2 separate regions of the Homo sapiens genome follow, and region 1 is linked to region 2. Evidence: chromatin contacts called from ENCODE Hi-C or POLR2A ChIA-PET data. All regions are on one chromosome and are shown on one strand. The core of a region is the stretch at or near the end of the contact, and the rest is flanking DNA. Distances in the headings are between cores, read along the strand shown.

Region 1 (4,285 bases), core at 981-3,480, 87 kb before region 2:
TCATTAAAAGCGGGGACAGTCAGAATTGTTACCAGTGAGGAAACACTCTGGCGACCCTGTTCTTATGCACCCCAGTAGTTGTGTGTGTATCACCTGCTGCTTGCCAGCAGCCCCTGGGCTCAGTGCTCAGGACAGGCCTCAGTTTGGTACCATCCACAGGCAAGCTGGGTATGACTCACAAGAGACCATAAAGACTCAGTACGCGCACTGTCATGGCTGGGGCACTGGGAGTGTCATACCCTTTCCAGGTGTCCACACCTAATTAGTGGGTCATCTTGGCAGAGGGTGGGGGCATGTTGGAGCTGTAGAAAGCTGGGGTCATTTCTAGCCACAGAAGAATTTGCTTTTGCTCCCAGCTAAACCCAAGGCTTTCCCCAAGGGCCAGCACTGTTACCAGAGCCTCCTTTTCTAGATTTCATGCGGACAGTACATTGTGCCGGCCCTGGTAAGTTTGGTCCTGATGGTGAGGTTGACTGATTGTCCCCAGATTTCCCTTTTCACCGTCTGCAGTCTCCTCTAAGAGGAAAGGGGAGCACGTTTCAGTGGCTCCACGTATGTGGATTATATTCTCATCCTCAAATCAAAGACCTTTATACTCAGTCCTGCATTCTTCCTGCATGGCCGTTTGTGTATGTCAGGATGCCATTTGGGAAACAAAATCCACTCTAATTATTCCTAAGCTTAGTGGATTTTAACATGGAAGGAGAAGCCTAAATCAGCAGTGTCTGGGCTGGGTCTCCAGGAATAACTCTTGACCTCGAAGCATTGACCCACCTAGGGAGCTGCTGTGTCTGCTCCATGAAGAAGGTCTGGAGGCGGCATCCACCCCCTGCACTCATATCTTTGGGTTCGTGTAGACAGTACTGCAGACCCTTTCTAGGGAGGAGAGGCCTGGGCTCAAGACATAGCAGCCTCTGCCAGAAGTGTTTCTTCAGGATGCAGCTGTGCCTGCCAGTGCCAACACCCTCAGCAGCTCAAATCGGCCTCCATCCCCTGCCCTGCCAGTAGCATGAGTGTGTCTGTTTGAGGGAACTCGGTTCACGTCTAGGATCCTGGCTGCACGGGAGTCAGAGTAGAGGATTAGAGCTTCTTGTCACTGTAGGGCAGGATGTCCTGCCCAGGGGACAGGCAGGGTGAGGTGAGCAGTAGGGCTTTGGTGGTGAGAACTTTCCTGAAACAGCCCCTCCTACGTGCTCAGCAAGAGGGAAAGGGCGTTCCACTGGCCCCCCTAGATGGGTAAGAGCACTTGGCCAGAAGGTGGGAGGAACCACGTTTGAAACTGTTGGAGCAGAAATTGTCTAGATGTAAGTTCTGAGCTGGCAGGTGAGAGGCTTGTCAGGTTCTTAGGCCCCCAGGACAGAGAATTGGATTGTGTTCAATCCTTGGTGTGTGTCACACGCATTGGTCATGCATAGCCTGCTTTTCTCTGTTAGTTACTTGTAACAACCTACTGAGCAATGCAAATCCTCCTCCACATGAAGGCTCCACCTTGGCAGTGGCCTACATTGGTCGCGTCAGCTTGAGAGAGCATCATGCCCCTAGTGCTGTCTAAATGTTCACTGCCTCACGTAACCCTCACAACAGCACAGTCAGATGTGGGCTCTGGTGACTCTGCTTCAGAAGAGAAAGCTGCAGCCCCCAGATAGTAAGTAAGGTCCCCAGGTCTTGCAGTCAGCACATGGTGTGGCTGTGGCAGCCCCCAGATAGTAAGGAAGGTCCCCAGGTCTTGCAGTCAGCACATGGTGTGGCTGTGGCAGCCCCCAGATAGTAAGGAAGGTCCCCAGGTCTTGCAGTCAGCACATGGTGTGGCTGTGGCAGCCCCCAGATAGTAAGGAAGGTCCCCAGGTCTTGCAGTCAGCACATGGTGTGGCTGTGGCAGCCCCCAGATAGTAAGGAAGGTCCCCAGGTCTTGCAGTCAGCACATGGTGTGGCTGTGGCAGCCCCCAGATAGTAAGGAAGGTCCCCAGGTCTTGCAGTCAGCACATGGTGTGGCTGTGGCAGCCCCCAGATAGTAAGGAAGGTCCCCAGGTCTTGCAGTCAGCACATGGTGTGGCTGTGGCAGCCCCCAGATAGTAAGGAAGGTCCCCAGGTCTTGCAGTCAGCACATGGTGTGGCTGTGGCTGTGTTCACGCTCCAGGAGACTCCACTAAACACCCAGCAGGGAGAGACACAGCACATCAGCTGGGAGGTGGAGTGACTTGGGAAGTGGGCTTGACTGACTGGGAGAGGTGCACAGATCCTCTGTGGGTGGGAGGAGGGTGGGGCCTCTGCTGCTCACCAGAGGGTTCCACAGAGGGTGTCACACGTCAGAAAAAAGAAATGGCTTCGTTTATCACTTATATCAAACTGATTGCTTCTTTCTCTTTTGTTTTTCTCCTTCTGTTTACAAGATTGTTGACGGTGAGTGGTTTCGTTTCCTTTTTCACTGGGTTTGGAGAGGAAACTGGCATAGGTGAGAGCCGCGGTGCTGCAGGTCTTGCCAGACCATCCCCAAGGGCTTGGAGCGCTCCAAGCAGGAAGATGCCTTCGCAGATGCTGTGGTCAGACCCACACAGCCAGTCCCCCTTGTGCCTGCTGAAGAAACTTCACCACTATCATTGAGCACTGAGCTATAGTCCTTTCTTGTGGCCTACCAGATTTTGGAGAAGGCTGGTAGCTCACAGCAGGGGTTGGGGGGTTTCTCCTGGGAAGATAAGATAGTGGCCTCCAGAGCTGGGCAGAACCTTCTGGGTTATAGCTGAGCATGGCAGCAGTTTGTCTCTGGGGGTCCCAGGCAGGGAAGGAAGAGGGTCTTAAGAGGCGTCAGGATGGGAGTGGTGAGGATGGTAAGAGTAGAGAGCCTCCAACCTGAAAATGTGACCTCTTACCTTAGAAAGAAGAAGACCAAGGAGGAATGCTAGGAGGCTGCCCCAGGACCATGCTGACAGCTGTGTGGTGAGCAGTGACGATGAGGAGTTGTCCAGGGACAGAGACGTATATGTGACTACCCATACTCCCAGAAACGCCAGGGATGAGGGCGCTACAGGCCTCAGGTACCAACGTGCCCCCAGCTCTGCTGCCGCCATGCTAGGATGTGGGGCCAGGGCATGGGAATACTTTTCAGCAAATCTGTGAGCCCTTGGCCCTGGAAGGGCTTGCCCAAGCCTCTACCCAGCATCTGGATACAGTTGGAACTGGGTCCAGAACTGAGTCCAGCTATTCCCACTGTAACCAGAGGATGCCAAGCGCTGACACAGTGTGTGCAGACAGTCCCAGTGGCCCCAGACAGGGATCCTGGGGCTGGTAGGGGCCTGGGGGAGGGCAGGGTGACTCAGGTTGTGTGCACCTTCTCATGTTCACCCTCCCACATGCCCTTGGGGCAGTTGGCTTTCCTGAAAGTCTCTCGGATGCCCGCGCTAAGGCAGAGTCAGGAGGCCAGGGACGGGACTCTTGTAGGGGATAGGGGCCACTCACGTGACAGGGTATAATAAAATGTTTGCGTTGACTGAGAAACTAACGTGAAGCACTGTGCTCTTAGGCCCTCAGGTACTGTCAGTTGTCCCATCTGCATGGACGGATACTCAGAGGTAAGTAAACCAAGCTGTATCTTCCAGGCTTCTGGTTTCTAAACTTCACTGAAAGAATTGGATGAGACAGGATCTTCCCCCTCGGTGGGATTGGACACCCCTACTCACAGTCATGCCTGGGCCGTCACTTATTGCAGATCTGCCTGTGAGGGGAGAATGTGCCAGTTTCTCCTTGGACCCTACAACTTTCACCTTCAGCCCCTATACTCCTGTATGCCCTGAGCTTCCGGGTGCAAATGCGTCCTCCTTTTTTGTGCCCCATCCTGGCTCTAACTGAAAGCTGCTAGTGTTTACTGGGGTCCCTCATAACCCTCTTGGGCTGTCACACTGTTGAGATGCCATGGCCCCTGCCTCCTGCTCTCCAGCTGAGAGAGACCACAGCAGACACAGTTAGCTCTCCAGACCCCTCCCTGTTGTAGCCTGGCCCTTGCTTTCCTTTAATTAGTCATCTTAGGCATAGGTGGGTGGGATTCTCTGGCCCCATGGCTGCTCTGGGACAAGGGCAAACTCGGAGGCTCTTCTTTTTAATGCCTTCTAGATCGTGCAGAATGGACGTCTCATCGTTTCCACAGAATGCGGCCATGTCTTCTGTAGCCAGTGCCTCCGTGATTCCCTGAAGAATGCTAATACTTGCCCAACTTGTAGGAAAAAGATCAACCACAAACGGTACCACCCCATTTATATATGAAGTATTCAGAGCCCCCCAGGAGAGACGGATG
Region 2 (4,461 bases), core at 484-2,983:
GCCTGGTGTGGGTTTCCATCTTTACTGGCCTTGGAGGCAAGCCCCATCTCCAGGGCCAGTTTCTATCCTTGGGGTCTCATTGTCAGAATTACTTTCTCACTCGGCCCCTCCCGCATGTCCCGCTTTCCTGCTGTAATTCTCTTCCTAGCACTTATTTCTAACATACTATGTATTTTACTTACTCATTTGGTTTGCTTTCTTCTTCATTAGAATATAAACTCTACAAAGACAGCTATTTTTATGGTTTTCTTTGTGTGGTTTTTTTGTTTGTTTTTTTACCAATACCATTTTCTTTGCTTTTTGTGGTGGTTGGTTTGTTTTCTCATTAAACTTTATCAGCTCTTCTTCCGACTCCAGCCCTGCTCTTGTATTTTAGCCTGCCTCTGCCCTTGGGAACAGGCTTCTGCTGTTTGCCCTGGTCCAGAGGCCAGCGGAAGTGCCTATGGTTCCCTGCAGTGCGTCTTGCCTGCGTTGGAGGAGGATCTCATTTCCCAGCCCCCGGCTTGTCTTGGTAATGGATAGTTTGTCAGATGAGCCATTCTCTCCTCACCAGAAACAGTGACCTTGGGAACAGCAGAGGTGTAGTGTTGGCCTGTGTTTGTGGATTCGGACCAGCTGTTGCTTTGTAGGTCAGCCTCTTTGTTGGAGCTGGCCTTTAAAAAAATAACATGATTTACCTTCCATTAAGATTCACTCTTTTTTTACTTAAAAAATGTTCACTACCACAGCTAAGCTACAGAACATTTGCATCACCCCATAAAATCCCCTTGTTCCCCTTGGTAGTCACTTCCCTTCCCCCGTCCTAGCCTCTGGTAACCACTCACCTGAATTTTTTTTTTTGAGACAGAGTCTCGCTCTGTCACCCAGGCTGGAGTGCAGTGGCACAATCTTGGCTCACTGCAACCTCCGCCTCCCGGGTTCAAGCAATTCTTCTGCCTCAGCCTCCCCAGTAGCTGGGACTACAGGCACGCGCCACCATGCCCAGCTAATTTTTGTATTTTTGGTAGAGATGGGGTTTCACCATGTTGGCCATTATGGTCTCGATCGTGATCCGCCCGCCTCTGCCTTCCATAGTGCTGGGATTATAGGCATGAGCCACCGCGCCTGGCCTGACCTGATTTTTGTTCCTACAGTTTTGCTTTTTCCAGAGTGTCACATATACTTCTGTAACTTGCATAATGCTTTTGAGAGTTACCCAAAATGTTGCATGCATCCGTAGTTTCTCTTTTTTATTGAGTAATTTTACAGATAAACCAATTTATGCATTCACCAATTAATTGATGGATGTTTGTGTTGTTCCCACGTTTGGGCTATTTTGAAAAAAGCTGCTATGAACATTATTTTTCTTCTGTGGACATCCTTTTTATGTGTTGCTGGATTGATTTGCTAAAGTTATGTTAATGATTTTTGCATCTGTGCTCATGAAGGCTGTCTGTAGGCCTCTTGTCTTACAGTGGCCTTCGGGGTCTCATAAAATGAGTTAGAATGTGTTCCTGTTTCTTCTCCTTTCTGGAAGACTGTGTTAGAATTGGTATTATCATCTCTTCCTTAAACGTTATTGGTTCTTGCTTTCTGTTTCTCTTGTTCTGTTTGGTCAAATGCCAGACAGTGTGCAGAGAGCATCAGGCTGAGGTTGTTTCCTGTGTCCTGTTGTGCACCTGGGAGGCCAGGTCAGTGCATTTGGCCTCAGCTGGGCTGTCTCTAGCACTGTGCGTGCTCGTGTGGGCCTGTAGAGGGGAGTCTCTCTCTACTTCCTCCTTGGCAAGGTCTCCGATGGTGGCATCTTCTCAGTTCCCCCCTCTAGCCTGACTCTTGGGCAGCTCTGTGCTCACGGCCTTGGGGGCAGCTTTCCCAGCGAGCCCACCTCTGCCCGGTGGCAGCCAGACTCTGCCTTGTATCTGCAGGGGTCTGACCGGCCCCGTGTCTTGTGCTGGTCCTGGCCTGTGTGTGGCACACGCCTTTCTCCAGGACAAGGAGAAAGGCATGTTTCCTTCCTCTCTGCTAGTGGATTAGCTGGAGACTTGGGTGCAGGTCTCCTGGGAATGAGTGGGAACATTCGTTTTGGGGCTTTCCAGGGGTTAGACTCCCACACTTGACACTCTCAACCTTTCAGAATTTGTTTAAAGTTAAACTGTTTTTTTTTTTTCTAACCACTTTTATGGCCTCCTTCCACTTTCCTTCCTCTGTCAAAGGTGAAACAGTAAGTGTGTCCCCTTCTCCCTGGAGGGGCTGCTGCACTTTGTTGTGTAGTTCCCTCCGGCAGCCTGGTCACTTCGGCTCTCTGATGGCCCAGAGATAGGATTTTATCAATTGTCCTGCTCTGTCTCTGGTCAGGGCTCTGGTCAGGGCTCAGAGTGCACGGCTCTCCTGCAGCTTTCTGCATCCAGAGGGGAAGTGGGGCTGAATTGCTGTCTTCTAGATAAGCATTCTGTTATCAGCAGTTGTAGGAGAATATTGGTGGGAATTTATCTTAACATCTTGCCTGACAGTTGCACGTTGCAAATTTCTCTGGAGACCTCTTCTTCCAAGATTGACCCATCCTAGCATCACGTCCTAGACATAGTCGTGCCTGGAAACCTAAGAAATCTCCATTTCAAACTTTCATCTTGATCATTGTCTGTCTTTGTAGCTCACTTGCTTGTCTTCTCTTGCCATAGTTTTTTTTTTTTTTTGAGACAGAGTCTTGCTCTGTTGCCCAGGCTGGAGTGCAGTGGTGCAATCTCAGCTCACTACAACCTCACTTCCTGGGTTCAAGAGACTATCGTGCCTCAGCCTCCCGAGTAGCTGGGACTATAGGCATGCGCCATCACACCTGGCTAATTTTTTTTTTTTTTTAGAGACACAGTCTCGCTCTGTCACCAGGCTGGAATGCAGTGGTGCGATGTTGGCTCACTGCAACCTCTGCCTCCTGGGTTCAGGTGATTCTCATGCCTCAGCCTCCCGAGTACCGGGGACTATAGGCGCGCAACACCACACCTGGCTGATCTTTGTATTTAGTAGAGACAGGGTTTCGTGATGATGGCCAAGCTGGTCTCAAACTCCTGGCCTCAAATGATCTACCTACCTTGGCCTCCCAAAGTGCTGGGATTACAGGCGTGAGCCACTGCGCCTGACCTGCCATAGTTCTTTGACCTCATCCATCCCTATCAGTCCATGGATTCCATTCCTGTTAGGTTTATCACGTCTCCCCGACCTCACTCCTAGGAGCCTGAGTTCCCGGACTTGGCACTGTGGCTCTTCCGTGGCTCTCAGGCAAAGGCCCTGAACTTTTTTTGGTTATGCTGGTCCAGCCCTGTCTCTTCCCTCCATGTGGCAGAATATTCATGGAGAAAATTGCTGGCCTCAGTTTACTGCTTCCTCTTCATAACTTCATGACTGCAAACCATGCATGGGCATCTAGTGCGTTTTTCTGGCTTAAGTACCTCCCCAAACTCCTTGGCAGGAACCCTTCCTTTTCCTTGCTTCTTAGACTACGTGTACCCTCTTTACCCACCCCTTGCTCAGCTCAGCTATTGACCTTCGTGCTTCAGGGAGAAAATCAAAGTTAACACCTCCCCTGTATCACCCCCAAACCCCCATAGCTGAGGGCATTTTCTCCTCTCTTTCCTCTCCAAGGCCCACCCCCACTGGGCTTTCAGGTGCCCATCTGTTTTCATCTTCTTCAAGACTTTGTCGCTTTGATTATTGTTTTCTTCTGCCTTGGCCCATGACCCATGGAATGCAAATACTCTGGGGCTACCCATTCATGAATGACCCGCCTTTGGCCTCACCTCCCCTTCACAGCCATGTATGTCTCTAGGTAGATTTTAAAGTTGTGGTTCAATTTCTTTAATGGTTAAAATCTTGTCAGGTTAGTTTTGGTAAGTTATATTCTTAGAAATTGTCAAAGTTGCCCACCAGCGTGGCACATGCCTGTAGTTGCGGCTACACAGGAGGCTGAGGCAGGAGGGTCGCTTGAGCCCAGGAGTTCTGGGCTGTTGTGCGGTATGATAGTGCCACTGTACTGCAGTCTGGGCAGCACAGTGAGACCCCGTCTCTTTTAAAACAAGAAAAATTGGCAGAGTTACTGGTATAAAGTTCTGTGTAATGGTCTCTTTTCACTTCTTACCTGATTTGTAGATTTGACTTTTTATTTCTTCTTCTTCTTTTTTTTTTTTTTTTTTTTCCTGAGATGGAGTTTCTCTCTGTCGCCCAGGCTGGAGTGCAGTGGTGCGATCTCAGCTTACTGCAACCTCTGCCTCCCGGGTTCAAGCGATTCTGGTGACTCAGCCTCCCGAGTAGCTGGGACTGTAGGCGCGTACCACCACACCCAGCTAATTTTTTTGTATTTTTAGTAGAGATGGGGTTTCGCCATGTTGGCCAGGCTGTTCTCTAACTCCTGACCTCAGGTGATCCGCCCACCTCGGTCTCCCAAAGTGCTGGGATTACAAGCCTGAGCCACCATACCCGGCTACTTTTTTA

Evidence for each region. Hi-C counts contacts between places; a loop is a spot of excess contacts on that map. ChIA-PET counts read pairs that join two places held with the same protein, here RNA polymerase II (POLR2A). Pooled maps may share reads with other maps.
Region 1: a pooled map shows a loop between it and region 2 (2.5-fold over the local background). The contact joins two enhancer-like sites. A Hi-C loop is called at or near these places in 1 of 168 maps with a recorded cell type or tissue (transverse colon) and 2 of 50 pooled maps. POLR2A ChIA-PET finds 5 or more read pairs at or near these places in 7 of 52 experiments (GM12878, H1, OCI-LY7 and 4 more).

The regions. Positions count from the first base shown.
Region 1 is chr4:2,509,566-2,513,850 of GRCh38, forward strand. It overlaps RNF4 (ring finger protein 4), which reads left to right. Exons shown (of 8, transcript NM_002938.5): 5 at 2,391-2,400; 6 at 2,873-3,032; 7 at 3,518-3,566; 8 at 4,105-4,285. The coding sequence ends at 4,254. Among named protein-coding and RNA genes, the nearest start is that of FAM193A, 25 kb to the right of the region's middle. Within about 2 kb of position 2,231, at least 2 of the 41 ENCODE cell types and tissues checked have a DNase peak (open chromatin) inside an H3K27ac peak, as active enhancers do.
Region 2 is chr4:2,597,083-2,601,543 of GRCh38, forward strand. The region is part of intron 2 of FAM193A (family with sequence similarity 193 member A); the gene reads left to right. Among named protein-coding and RNA genes, the nearest start is that of FAM193A, 63 kb to the left of the region's middle. RefSeq lists enhancers at 1-572, 573-1,525. Within about 2 kb of position 1,734, at least 15 of the 41 ENCODE cell types and tissues checked have a DNase peak (open chromatin) inside an H3K27ac peak, as active enhancers do.